4 separate regions of the Homo sapiens genome follow, and regions 1, 2 and 4 are each linked to region 3. Evidence: chromatin contacts called from ENCODE Hi-C data. All regions are on one chromosome and are shown on one strand. The core of a region is the stretch at or near the end of the contact, and the rest is flanking DNA. Distances in the headings are between cores, read along the strand shown. Region 1 has its middle 72 kb from the start of SCP2D1-AS1. Region 2 overlaps DTD1 (D-aminoacyl-tRNA deacylase 1). Region 3 overlaps SLC24A3 (solute carrier family 24 member 3). Region 4 holds the start of LINC00652 (long intergenic non-protein coding RNA 652).

The links. Hi-C counts contacts between places; a loop is a spot of excess contacts on that map. Pooled maps may share reads with other maps.
Region 1: a map of mammary epithelial cell shows a loop between it and region 3 (22-fold over the local background). The contact joins two enhancer-like sites. A Hi-C loop is called at or near these places in 21 of 168 maps with a recorded cell type or tissue (A673, Caco-2, Panc1 and 11 more), 1 of 37 single-sample maps with no recorded cell type and 28 of 50 pooled maps.
Region 2: a loop to region 3 is called in a map with no recorded cell type, with 8 times the contacts of the local background. The contact joins two enhancer-like sites. A Hi-C loop is called at or near these places in 4 of 37 single-sample maps with no recorded cell type and 2 of 50 pooled maps.
Region 4: a map of posterior cingulate gyrus shows a loop between it and region 3 (2.9-fold over the local background). The contact joins the promoter of LINC00652 here to the enhancer-like site in region 3. A Hi-C loop is called at or near these places in 1 of 168 maps with a recorded cell type or tissue (posterior cingulate gyrus), 5 of 37 single-sample maps with no recorded cell type and 13 of 50 pooled maps.

Annotation. Positions count from the first base shown.
Region 1 is chr20:18,900,970-18,904,425 of GRCh38, forward strand. No RefSeq gene overlaps it. Among named protein-coding and RNA genes, the nearest start is that of SCP2D1-AS1, 72 kb to the left of the region's middle. Within about 2 kb of position 1,327, at least 2 of the 41 ENCODE cell types and tissues checked have a DNase peak (open chromatin) inside an H3K27ac peak, as active enhancers do.
Region 2 is chr20:18,726,728-18,730,079 of GRCh38, forward strand. The region is part of intron 4 of DTD1 (D-aminoacyl-tRNA deacylase 1); the gene reads left to right. Among named protein-coding and RNA genes, the nearest start is that of DTD1-AS1, 30 kb to the left of the region's middle. RefSeq lists an enhancer at 1,474-1,997. Within about 2 kb of position 1,949, at least 3 of the 41 ENCODE cell types and tissues checked have a DNase peak (open chromatin) inside an H3K27ac peak, as active enhancers do.
Region 3 is chr20:19,660,473-19,663,762 of GRCh38, forward strand. All of the region lies in intron 7 of SLC24A3 (solute carrier family 24 member 3), which reads left to right. Among named protein-coding and RNA genes, the nearest start is that of RIN2, 96 kb to the right of the region's middle. Within about 2 kb of position 1,404, at least 4 of the 41 ENCODE cell types and tissues checked have a DNase peak (open chromatin) inside an H3K27ac peak, as active enhancers do.
Region 4 is chr20:18,793,039-18,796,613 of GRCh38, forward strand. LINC00652 (long intergenic non-protein coding RNA 652) reads right to left here and starts at 1,546. Exons shown (of 4, transcript NR_026883.1): 1 at 1,130-1,546; 2 at 627-765. It overlaps LCDR (lysosome cell death regulator), which reads left to right and starts at 1,011. Exons shown (of 1, transcript NR_026885.1): 1 at 1,011-3,027. RefSeq lists an enhancer at 687-1,226.

The sequences.
Region 1 (3,456 bases), core at 77-2,576, 760 kb before region 3:
TGGGAGGCTGAGGTGGGAGGGTCGCTTGAGGACAGGAGTTCAAGACCAGCCTGGGCAACATAGAAAGACCTCCTCTCTACAAAAAATAAAGAATTAGTTGGATATTTTGGTGTGTGCCTGTGGTCCCAGCTACTTAGGAGGCTGATGTGGGAGGATCACTTGAGCCCAGGAGGTTGAGATGGCAGTGAGCTGAGATCACACCATTGCTGTCCAGTTTGAGCAACAGAGCAAGAACCTGAGTCAAAACATAAATAAAAAAAAATGTGAAGTGCACAGAAGAGGGCTGGGCACCCAGAACTGGTGTATTAGTCTGGTTGGGCTGCTATGACAAAATACCACAGAGTGGGTGCTTTGAGCAACAGAATTTTTTTTCTCACCATCCTGGAGGCTGGAAATCAAATATCAAGGTGCCACCGGGTTGATTTCTGGTGAGTGTTTCTCTCCTTGGCTTGCAGGTGGCCACCTTCCCAAATGGTGCCCTTATTTGGCCTTTCTTCTGTGCCTGCACATCCCTGGTGTCTCTTCCTGTTCCTATGAGGACACTAGTCAGATTGGATTAGAGTCCCACCCTAACAGCCTCTTTTTTTTTTTTTCCTTTTTGCCTTTACCTGAGAATCTAATGCTTTATTTAACCTTAATTACTTCTTTAAAGAAGCTAACTCCAAATACATCCACATTGGGGGTTAGAGCTTCAACCTATGAATTTGATGGGACACATTCAGTCCATGACAAATGGTGAGAAGGCTCTGAGGTCATCTGGGTGCAGTCCCAACAGTATCTATGCAGACACTTTAAGCTAAGGCCTCACGAAACCTTCTTTAGTAACCACTTCACATTGTGGGTTCATAGTAAGTGTTCTATTACCCAAATCCTCAACACCAGAGCTGTCTCCAGCCTATACCTATACAGTTTACCATAGCCATGCTCTTGGTCTTTACCCATCTTCAGGGATGGAGCACTCCCCTAGAGCTGAAAAGATCTCTGAAAGAGCTGAATCCATGGCTTCATTTTGCAGATGGAAGAAAATAAGGCTGGGGAAAGCCAAATGCCTCCCTGGAAGTTGGTGTCCTCATGGTAGAGTTGAGCTCACCGTCCAGACCTCTAGACTGAGCAGGGGAGAAAGACCTAACTTTCATTGCATGCTGCTTCTTTTTTATGTGCAAAGGAATGTGTAGCTGTTTTCCCCCATCAGATTTGCATATTCTCTTCTGGCTGCCAGGGGTGCAACCTTTTTCTCAGGGTTAATGGTATTTACATCAGTCTGAGACATCAACAGGCGCTCAAGACCCAGACTTTGCAATTAAGCCATTCCATAAGCAAAGAGGAGCTTATGGAGCTTTGTGACAGGTTGAATATTTATAAGCAGGCTTATCTTAATTAAGATTGCTGAGTGGCCAAGCTGGAATGTGTTTTCCTCTTTCACACAATGTCTTTCAGCTGGGAGGTCACTGGCGGTCAGGTTTTTGGGATGGTGGGTGGGGGAAGATTTGGCGATTGAATGAGCCACCTGCAGAAGATGGGAGAGGGTCAGCAGCTCATTCACAGGCCACCCTGAAGAACTTCTCTTGAGCAATCTGTTTACTTACCCAGCCAGCTCACGCTTAGGCTGGGGCTTGGCACTAGTTATTCTCTTCAAAGAAGCAATGTGTGCGATAAGCAACATATGCATCTGGCTATGGTTTATGGTAGACTCTGTCTGGTAGGCATGGAGCTATTTCATCTCAGCAGAGTCATCTTTTCTCGCTTGATCCAGCTGGCCAAAGCAAATGGCCTGTGGAACCAACTGGTCCTTGTTTGCCTGGGATGCTTCTGGTTTTAAAAGTCAAAATTCTATATCCTGAAAGTTCTCTTAGTCTGGTAGGTCACTCTATTTTTAGACCAAGAAGAGAAATCTCATTGGAATGAAGGCCCATTACACCTTGGCGGACTCTATTTTAAAAAATTTAACTGACAAGTAATAATTGTATATATTTATGCGGTACAGTGTGAGGTTTTGATATGTGTATACTTATGAAATAATTAAATCAAGCTAATTACTCTGTCCATCACCTAATCTACTTATTTTTTGTAAGAATATTTAAAACCTACTGTTTTAGTAATTTGGAAATATATAGTACGTTATTAGTTGATTTTCACACTGCTATAAAGTTACTACCTGAGACTGGGTAATTTATAAAGGAAAGAGGTGTAATTGACTCACAGTTCCACATGGCTGGGGAGGCCTCAGGAAACTTACAATTATGCTGGAAGGCAAGGGGGAAATGAGCTTGGACCTTTTCAAATGGCGGCAGGAGAGAGAGTGTTAGCAAGAGTGGGGAAAACTGCCTTATAAAACCATCAGATCTCGTGAGAACTCACTCACTATCGAGAGAACAGCATGGGGAAACCACCCCCTTAATCCAATCACTTCCTACCAGGTCTCTCCATAAACACCTGGGGATTACAAGTCAAGGTGAGATTTGGGTGGGGACACAAAGCCTAACTATATCAAGTACATTGTTATTAATTGTGCTTACCATGCTGCCTCTTCTTTACAGTTCAGCTGGAGGCCAAAGCGTTTGGTTTCCTGGGTGTGACCACCTCTACCTCTCCATAGCCATTTTCTCCATAGACTTGCTTGAAGCCTAAGGGATACTCCATTCCCTGTTTTCCCTTCTATAATAGTTCTGTGGATGGCTGAGGGGATGGCAGAAGACTAAGGGGAAAGTAAAGGCGTAGGTGACCCAGTCATTCCTGTCTTAGGGGCTAGGTTGGCTGGATCCCTAGACTGAGAAGCCAGGCTGAGTGTGACCTGTGGAGACCTAGAAGATTAAGAGGAATGGATATTGCCTTGCAGGGAATGGTAAGCCATGAAATGTTTTGTAAGAAGGAGTGGTACATACAAAATATTGCTCCAGAAAGCGTTTACCTTCAGGAGTTGATAGAGTGGGCAGAGCCCTGCAGGCTGGAGTTTATGGACATCCCAGTGAGAAAGGGCATGACTCGGGAGGCTGTGGAACAGCAAGTGGCCCTAGCCTGAGTGAGTCCCTGCAGTGTCCAAGAAATGATGTTGAGATATAACCACCCAAGAGAAGAGACGAGGGTCAGAAAACCCAACTGTCCAAGCTCACCAAGGGGAGAGAGCAGTGTTGCAGATGTGGTTGGTGCCTTGTCCATCTGCACCCAACACTTGCCCTTCATCTCTCCATCCAAGTTGTGCTTGGTCAAAGCTGAGCAGTTTGGGAGATAGGACCCCAATGATGATGCTGTTTGATGGATAAATACCCCCACTTCCTCATCATTGTCCCAAGGTGGGGACAACTCTGAGCTGTGTTATACACCATCTCCCACAGTGTCCAGCATGACTGATGTCAGTGGCCTGCAGTGGTAACCCAATAAATCCCAGGCATTGGCCGCCTTCCCTTCCTGGCCTCACATCCCCCTCCTCTAGTGGTGGTTTCTGGGATCGCCTCCCAA
Region 2 (3,352 bases), core at 699-3,198, 930 kb before region 3:
CCCCTTGCCCCCTTTCTTGGGGGACAGACACCTACCACACTGCTCTTCCCCGTTATGGTAATTAATACCATGCATTGTACTTTTGCTCACAGTCCAGACCCAGGAGATGGGGACACAGTGTCTTCTTAAGATGCTGCTTACTTATAGGGGCCAGAAAGGACTCTCCTTGGAGCTGACTTTATCTTTCCCAGAGAAGGGAAGTGGAATGCTGGAGACAATTGAAGAGTTACCAATCTTTGCATTCCAGGCACCTGTTGGCCTTGGCTGGCTGAGAGTCTGTGAGGACGGGTGGACTCTTGGGTGCTGGGACCCGTGGCTATGGGGAATGAGCAGAGTGACAGAGGAGTCCTTGGCAGGTGCTGTGGTGAGGTAGCAGCTGTAGTACCTGGGACTTGGCCGCGTGCCTGGAGGCCTGGGCAGGGCCCATGGGTGGGAGCAGAGGGGCCTGCCTGAGCTTTGGAGCTGCATGACAGAATGTGGATTCCCCCACGGCTCCCGGGGGTGAGGTGTTGTTTAGTGGGAACCTGGAGGGCAGCCTCAGCCCAGCCCTGAGAGAAGACTAGTGTGAGGTGGCTCAGAAGCCCCAGGCATGAATGTAGGCTTGGGCAGGAAACAGGATGAGGTGGTAGGGCTGAGGAGGGTTTAGAATTCCTGGAGGGTAAAGTGCAAGGCGAGAGGAAGTGGGTGGCGAGGAGACTGGTGAGGCTGTTTGAAGCTGGGTCTGGGTGGACTTCTGTAACACCTTGATGATGCTCTTCGGCCCTGAAGGAGAGGGCGGCCCTGGAAGGGATCTGGGTGGGGAGAGACGTTATTCTGTAATGAGTTTTAGTGAGATATTCACATGCCACACAGTCCGCACATGTGAAGTGCACAGTTCATGGCCTGTAGTTCATTCGCAGAGCAACCATCACCATGAGAAGACCCCTGTTTTTAGCTGTCACTCTCCCCTTCCCACCATCCTCCCCAGCCCTGAGCTGTAGATTTCTCTATTTTGGGCATTCCATGTAAAGGAGGGCACACAGTATGTGACCTTTGTGCATGGCTTCTTTCACAGAGCAGAGCATCATCGGTGTTTGTCCATGCCATGGCACGTGTCAGCACTTCAGTCCTTATTTCCATGTAATCTTCCATCATGTGGATATAGCACACTTCACTCACCCACCTAGCGGTGGATGGGCATTTGTGGGAGAGGTGGCCTAGGGTGAAGCAGAGGGGAGGCTGATGGAGAAGATGGTTTGTTCACTGTGGAAAGGGGGTTCCAGGGAGCTTAGGTGAGAAGGGGCTGAAGGAAAGGTAGCAGTGGCAGGAACATTGTGAGTGTGTGGGATAGGGGATGGGAGGGGCATGGGTAGGACCCTGGAGGGGTTTTCAGTCCCTTCATGGACTTGGAGACTGTCAGCCCCTCCTGGCCTTCCTGCCTCCTTGGCTGGCCTTGTCTACTTGCTGAATACTGGGGACCCCTCAGCCGGCAAGAGGGCCCTGCCTGGGCAATGGGCTAGCTAAAAGGTCCCCTGGAGTGTAGGGAAGAGGGCGGGGCCATCACCCTGAGTTTGGCTTCTGGTCAGTGGCACAGCAAGACCTGGCTGGGGGATGGGAGTCAGCCCATCTTCAAAGCCACTCGAACTCTGATTGAAAACCGTGCTCCCTATGAAACCTCAGTTTAAGATAAGCCCTCTAGCCCAGCGCTTCCTAAAGTTCAAGGTGCACAGGAGTCCCGTGGGGATCTGTCAGAATGCAGATTGTGGTTCTGCAAGTCTGGGTGGGGTCTGGGAGTCTGCATTCTGACAGCACTTTGGAGATCTGCCATTGCTGCTCCCAGGACCAGCCTCAATTCCAAACAGGTCGTTGCTCCTCAGTCCTATTTCGGTGTCTGGATGTGGGAATCTGTAAGTAGGGGAAGTGGAATAACCAAAGGGATGTGGCCCTAAGGTTGTCAGATCTTTTTGAGGCCTCATTTGCATAGGAAACTCACAAGAGCAGCTGTTGAGGCTGGCAGCAGTGCTTTCTCAGAGCACAAAGCAGTGCTCATGTGGCAGGAAAAGCCCCTGCCTGGGTCCCCTGGGTCTGTCTGGTGGTAGGTGTATTTTGAGTCAGGAGAATAAAAATAGTAAGATGGCTCTGAGCATTGCATCCATTCTCCAATTTCATTGTTAGCACACTTCCTCCCAGGAGTGACAATTCCTGACAGCATCCTGAAACTGAATTGAAGCTAATGACAAAGATACCTGGGAGCTGGGCACAGCAGCTTTTGTTTGTACCAAACCTACGGCCGATGCTTGCTTGCTTGATTGCTTAAGATAGGGTCTCACTCTGTTGCCCAGGCTAGAGTGCAGTGGTGCAGTCACGGCTCACTGCAGCCTTGACCTCCTGGACTCAAACCATCGTCCTGCCTCAGCCCCTCAAGGGGCTGGGACTACAGGCATGTGCCACCACGTCTGGTGAGTTTTTGTATTTTTTGTGGAGTGGGGTTTTTCCATGTTGCCCAGGCTGGTCTTGAACTCCTGGGCTCAAGTGATCCTTCCGCCTCATGGCTAAGGCTTTTATAGATACATTTTCTTCTACAGAAATAGAGTTCATGACAGTTTTGTCGTGGTTTGCTAACATTTCTTTTCAGAAGTAAATGGCAGTGATAACACACGTTCAATTTCTGGTTCTTTGTGAGCTACTGGTAGATCCTGAAACTGAACAGGCTCAACCATGGCCCCGGGGTATTCAGAGCTGAGATTTCAATTAAATTTGCAGAAGTGTCATAATAATACTTTTGAAGAGCACTTCATTTTCTCTGACAAGCTGCATACTGGAGAATTGTACATTTGTGATCAATAGTGGTTTTATTCCTCTTCAGATATTTTGTGGGGAAGCAAGTCATATATTAGAGCCCTTTGGCAAAGCCATGACTAAAAATGAAGTGTCATCACTTCTGTGCTTTAAAAAATTTATTATGTAATATTTGATAGCTGAAAAGGAGTATCTGTAATACACATGTGTCAAAAGCATAACGACAACACAAACAGCCTAGGTACTGCCTCCCAGCCTAAGAAGCAGAGCGACTTCCATACCCAGGGCCTTCCTGCCTCCTCCCTGCATAGCCTGCCCCTGGCCGGGAATGACCACTGTCCTGCCCCTTATGTTCATCACCTCCCTTCTTCCTTCTCTCTCTGAGTGGCTTCTATTGCACATGTGTGTCCCTAGGCAGGTGGCCTGGCCTTTGTATTTGAGCCCCTCCTCCAGTGCTGTCCTTTTGCTTGTGTCTTTTCTTCTAGGTGGGGCCTGTGTGTGCTCTCCTGTTTCTACCTGCTCCACTGCCAAACAGTCCCTCAGAGCTGACTCTTGTACTCTTCCCCAAAATATA
Region 3 (3,290 bases), core at 154-2,653:
TCTTTTCGTGGCTCAGTAGTATTCCATGGTGTATATAAACCATATTTTCCTTATCCACTCGTTAGCTGATGAATACTCAGGTTAGTTTCATATCTTTGCAACTGTGAATTGTGCTGTGATAAACATACTCACGCAGGTGTCTTTTTGATAGAATGATTTCTTTTCTTCGGGGTAGATACCCAGTAGTGGGATTGCTGGATTGAAGGGTAGATCTACTTTCAGTTCTTTAAGACATTCTCATACTGGAAAACTTGAGGTCCTTCAGCTCGTTGTGCCCTCATTACATTTCAGCCCTCAGGTCTTTCAGCTCATTTTGCCCTCATTACATTTCAGCTCTCTTTCTGGCAAAGTCGGAATAACTATGGTAGCAAGAAGATCCTCACCGAGAATGACTTTGACAGAATTTTAAGATCCTTAAACAAATCGACTATGGTCTTACAAAGGTCGCCTGTTTTGTAATCCCTGCTGTCAACAGGAGGAAGGAAAGTCCTGCTTTAATGACACTGGGTAAACTAGGAGGCCGGTTACACTCTCATTTGCTGCTTGGACAGGGAAGTGCATCCGCTGGCCTGGAGACCCCAGAGAGGAGCCTTTCATCTCTAACAAGGAAAACAACGTGGAAACTGTAGCTATGTGCTTGATTTTGGTTTTCCCTGCCCAGCAAACATAGTCCTTTCAGTTTAACAACCCCCATCTCCTATATCCTCAGTACTTGCCCTTTTTTCTTTCCTGTAGCCTGCCTTCATATATTTATACAACATGATCAGCTCGGCTAAAGCCCTGCCCGTAGGTCATTTTTTCCCTGCCCTTCTGCAACCACAACCTTCATCAATCAAGCCTATAAGACATCCTGAAGTAGGAATTTCTGCTTAACTTTGAAATATAAGTGATACTGGTGCCTAACAGCCAGCTTCCCAGTGTATTCCACTGGATCCCTCTCCTCAGATGAAATCACCATGGCCTTAGCTAAGCCGTCTGCACCCCCACCCAAGAGCTGAAGAAGTGAGAACTACACCCACTCAAGGGAGTTCCCGTGATATTGAGTGGGAAAAGTCTACGGGGGGCTGTTTTCTTTGCAGCAAGGAAGGAAAGAGTTTCAGGTTTCAGTCTCTTGAAAGAAAACGATGATGTTGATTTTCTCCCATTATTTTCACTGCTTAAAATTCTCATGGTGCCAGTGATTACAATACATGCTATGAAGTCTTAGCTTCAGCAATGCAGCCTCTCCTGCTTCATGGTGACAATTTACAGTAAGCAAACCCAGGGGCTGACATGGCGATGTTGAGACAGCCACCTGCCTCCCAGCTCAGCCAGCCTCTTCTCTCCCGCGTATACTAGGGGCTCCTGGCTCTTCCTCCCCTGCTCCTCCATGTTGAGCACTCCATTCCCTTGGCAGCTCTCTGGGTTGTTCTGATATCCAGGGATTCGCCGGCCTGATGTAAGCCCGTCTTGCTTGGAAGAATTCTGGAGCAGACACCAGGAATGAAAAGCCGGTTTCCATGGTACCCAGCCGTTTCTCTGAAGCCTGGAGGAAATGAGTGCTTTTTTCAAATTCATTCCTGTTGAACATTTAGCTCAGCAGCAGAACACGTGGAAACCTCAGGGCGAAGCCAAGGGTATCTTTGGATGAACCACATGTGGGTCAGAGGGCAGAGGCCCCCTGACCAGCTGGTGCTCAGCAGATCTGAGATCCAGCTATCAGTATCACCCTTGGTGGTCTCTGGGCTATCGCAGAGCCTGGCCCCCAAACAGAACCAACAGGGCACAGAGAGAAGAACGCTTACCCAAGGGTTGCTTTCACAAATCTGATGGGGAAGAAGCTGAGTCAGTTCCAAAGCCCACAACAGGAGGTCCGTCAAGTGCAACTCATCGTTGAGGACAGAGTGTTGACCCCAGGACAGAGCACCAGGCAGGACCTGCCCCTGGAACACCACCTTGCCTCAAGACAGCAGCGGCTAAAGCCGCCTTCAGTAGGCTGCCTGCCTTGAGGTGATTCCCTTCCTTCCAGGAGATTTAATAGAACTGCGAAAATGGACTTGAACTGACTTCATTTCAACTTCACTACCTTGGCAGGCTGGACATGGAGGGAGGACTGGAACGTGAGCACCACTTAGTGGTCATTTGCAGGAACTGCGGGTGCAACTTGTTCTAGTCTAGAAAGAAATGATTTCAAGTTTTCTTCTACACTAGTAATACTTATCTAAGGGATGGGGGATGTTGCTTTGATTTCTTTTACTCTCAGCTAGTAGAGCATAAACTACAGAGGGATACGCAACACGTGTCTTAAATGTATTGAATAACATGAAATCTTTAAGGAATAACAAATTCATTTCCTAACCTTCAGCAAACTCAAGTGAAAGGAACCTCATCCTTGCCGTTTGTAGAGTTTTCTGAGGGAGCGATTCAAATGCTCCATCAAGATGGTCCAGCAAGGTACCCTCCCGATGGAACGTTCTGCAAACAGCGCCAGTCCTAATTTCCAGTCTTCGGAAGAGGCGATGACCAGCTGCTTGTTCTCCAAATAACAGCACTGAATGTTCACAGGCAGTTGATAGCTCATCTCCACCTTCTTTCTCATGATGAGGAAGCCCTGCTTCTGTTTAGAGTTTTTTTAGAGACAGGGTCTTGCTGTCTCCCCAAGGCTGGAATGCAGTGGCCAGATCATAGCTCACTGCAGCCTCAAACTCATGGCTCAAGTGATTCTCCCACCTTGATCTCCCAAGGTGCTAGGATTGCAGGCATGAGCCACTGTGCCAAGCCAATTTAGATTTTCTCAGAGTCCTGATTTCTAGTCCCTTTTGTTCATTTCATTGTTCTTTTCTGAGTCCTCTCATTCCTCCACACAGTCCTCTCAAAGGAGAAGGATAAACCCGAATGATATTTGCCATCAGCCACAGGGTAGAGAAGCCCTGACTTTGTGGAGGCCTCCTCCTCCACCTCCTCCTCCTCCTCCTCCTCCTCCGCCTTCTCATCCTCCTCCACTTCCTCCTCCTCCTCCTCCTCCGCCTTCTCATCCTCCTCCTCTTCATCTACCCTTATGCATTCTGAGTGATGGGGCATCTTCACACAAGGCAGAGATCAAAGGGGAAACTATATCAGTTATTTGCATGTTTCCGGATCTCCTCCATTAGTTAGTACTTGTAGTGAGATCACCTGCATTTCTCTTTCCCTGTCTGCCTCCCTGAACCATATCCCCAACCACAGCTCCCCAAGCCACAACCATCCTCTTGACTCCAGGGTCATGAAGCTCTGGACCTAATTGCATATTTTGTCCAATCTCACCCGGATTT
Region 4 (3,575 bases), core at 296-2,795, 870 kb before region 3:
AAGTGGCAGACATCAGTGCTCTTCACCCCTATGGTGAATTTTGACAAATGCATACACTCATTATCCCTGAAGGTGTCCTTAGGCCCCTTTCCAGTTAAGTCTACCCCCAACTCCCAAGGTGAACTCTATTCTGATTTTTTTCCCACCATAGATTAGTTTTGCCTGTTTTAGAACTTCATATAAATGAAATTGTACATGGTGTAATCTTTTGTGTCCAGCTTCTTTCATTAGCAAAATATTTTCAAGTACCTGTGTTGTTATAAGGGTCCTCATTTTAAAACGAATAATTTGACAAGATCTTTGCAAACTGATCTTTACTTTAAAATTTTGGACTTCTCTGATGTGTATGTAAATACAGTAACCACCTTTAAATTAAATAGCCTAAATACAGTAACCACTTGAACTAAGCCTCTGAAACAGACATCTCTCCCATGTGTCTGTCAGACCTTGTCTTTCTGTTTTCATGCTCCCCACATCCCCCTACCTTGTTTAGCATTGATAAACATTTCAAAACTGCAGAGGGAATTTATCATATTTGTCTCAAGGGCACAGCGCTTTTGATTTACTGTGTTCAGTAAGATGCAGGGGGCTAACCAACCTCTTAGGATTAACTGCATTTGACTTACCTTCAAAAGGTCATCAGCAGTACATCCTTAGTAGGCCTCACAATAGTGTGTCCACAATACGGGTTAGTGGGAGTGATTGAAAGGCTTGGAGAGTTGTCCTTCTGGGTTTGCTCTGGTTGGGCGATCAGAGTCCATAGCACTGGGTGGGAAAACATGAAAGAAAATAAGTGAAAGTGACATGTTCCTCCAGAATAGCTAAAGGTCAGCGCTCACCCCATTCAACCACTGTATTCCCTAGACTTAGCATGAGGCGGTTTCTAAAAATCAAAGCCACACTTAGCGTGGTAATGTGGCTTTGTACCATGTCAACCTAGCTAAGCGGGAACTACGTTTCCCAGAATTCCTTGCCTGTAGGTTTCCGGGGTTAGCACACGCCACGTGACCTGATGCGGGCTTCGTGAGGCGGAAGTGACGCAGTGTTGTCGTCTCGTAGGCTTGAAAGGTAGGTGCCCGACATTAGGGACTGTCGCAGCCCGGGGAATTGTCCCCATCTGCTGGCTTACCTTGTGGGCGTGGATCCCCTCTAACTTTCCTAATTCCCGGGCGGCCCGCGGGCCTGCGGCAGATTCAGCTCTCAGGACTCCACTTTCAGTTTCTTCCACTTCTGGGGCAGGCTGCTTGTCCTGCCACTCTCAGGCCCCCCACCAGACACGGCAGCAACAGCTGTTCCTAAGTGTTCAACTCGCTCCTTCCCGCAAATGTAGAAGCTCAAATCCCTATAGCAAATTCCATATTCTATGTCATTCTTAATGCTTCCGTCTCTCTGGTTGAATCTAGATTGGATACAATCAGTGATGCACATTTACCAGACAGAGGATGTGCAGCGTTTACTGTTGATTTCTCTCTTTTCCTCCCTATCACCTCAGTTTAGTTCCAGGATCCACACTCCTCCACCATAGTCAGGAGATTCAGGGAAAGTTGGCAGGGTTCAGCTTTCAAGTTGACCCTTGATGAACCATGGTCAATCCTGTTAAGAGGCGTGAAAGCCAATCCCAGCCAATGAGACTGGGGAGAAATCACTGAAGAACTTGTGGAAAACAGACCCTCTGGATAAAAGACACGTGTGGGGAAAAAGGGGCTTTTTAATGTTATTCTGGATGTTTCCCAAAAGTACTGCTGCTGCCTTGCCTCCCTGACAGACACTGGCCTTAGGATGACATGCGGCAGGAAGGAAGGACGGATCTGGGGTTTTTCAAGACTCACTGAGATGCACAAGGAACCAACCCTCAAGTAGCCAACTCGTTCCTGTTTGCATGTGTCGACTGAAAAGAATCAAAATAAACAAAATATAACTATTTCTAAGAGGTTACAACTTGCAGGCAGGAAGCAGGCCTCTACCTGAGGCCATAAAGCATACTTTGAAGGAGAAAAGGTAGGTATTTATGCTAGGTGGAGAGGTAGGATATACGTATTCTGTAGCATACAGGAGAAGCCTATGAAAATTCATGGAGGAAACTCGTTAGAGACACGCACTGGGCTTACATATGAAGAATATCCAAAAGCGGATGACCTGTGTTCACTCTGGGGTGAAGATTTAACATTTAAATGTATTATAATTAGGCTGTAAATGCAAAAAGGTGAAACATAGGGCACAAGTTCACGATCTGTGCAATCTCCAGAGACCAGTCTGATCTAGCCTGCAGCTGGCAGTCATCTGTCAAGAAGGGGCTCTTTGTAGCCCAGAGTAGCTGTCAGGTTGGAACCATAAAACCAAAAGGAGGGCATCGGCGGTTAGGTGAAGAAAAGAAGTCTTTTGGCCTTTTTTCCTCTTCAAGTCAGCTTTTGATAAGATCTAGTAATAATAAGGGGATGGGTGTGGCTGCAGGTGGGACATGTCGGTTCTCTGTCCTGTCACAGCTAAGAACTAAGAACTTTAGAGTCTTTCAGCCATAGAGGGTCCTGTCATCCATTGAAGGGATCAGTCCATTGGGATTTTGCCAGTTTTAGCATTGATGCTGTGTCCTGGGAAACCCCTGAATACTTATCATAGCAGAAGTTCAGCCACTGTAGCCCTACCTCAGGACCGCTTTTATGGGAAAGAATAATTCCTTTAACTGCTTGAGCCATTTGAGTTGTGGCTGCTTTTGGTACTTGTAATAAATTGAAAGCATCTTGAATGTTCTGGGACAGTAAAAGAATGTGCCTTTGTTTCTGACAGCAATTATAAAATCAATTATATGTTTATATTCTAAAAAATGTTTTGAGTAATGCTGACATCATTGGAAAAGTGCATCACTTAGAAAATGTATCTGTGTGTCAATTTTGTTTGTTCAAAATCAGTTTCATTAATTTGTGGGAAGATACACCTTGTACATTTTACCTAATTAAAAAAAATATTGCCAGTTGAGTATACTTGTGATATATTCAAAGATAAATAAACTTTTTCAATTTTAGATATTCATATGTCTTTGGGCCTTTGTTTAGTTTTGTCCTAAAATAGGAATGCTTTTATATGGGCCAGATTCCTGCAGTGATGATATCTGGGAAGGAAGGGAGGGCATGATCTTTGTTCTATGTGTTTAAAAGTCTCAAATGAGTTACTGGGATGTAAAAAATATATTCGCACATGAGTTTGGTACAGTTCGGTGATTTTTTTTTTTTTTTTTGAAAGAAAGAAAGGTTTCCAAGGCTTGACACTGTCCTGTGGGTGTGGTCAATTAATTGCATTATTGGTCCCGACTCTTTACACCTACCCTTTGCCATGTAGCCTGGTAGTGGCCTCTCACTATGACACTAGGATTTCCCATGTGATGTTCTTTGGCCAATAGGTGCAAGCAAAGGTTTGAAGAGCACTGGGGAGTTGGGATTGTTTGCTCATATCTCTGCTTTCATGATGACAGTGTGCCTTGGTTAGCCTGGGGAGAATGAGTGTCACATGGTCCAAGCACCACTATTGCCACAGCTGATGATAAGTCAGATAACTGCCAGATTTAAGTGGGCCCAGAGGAG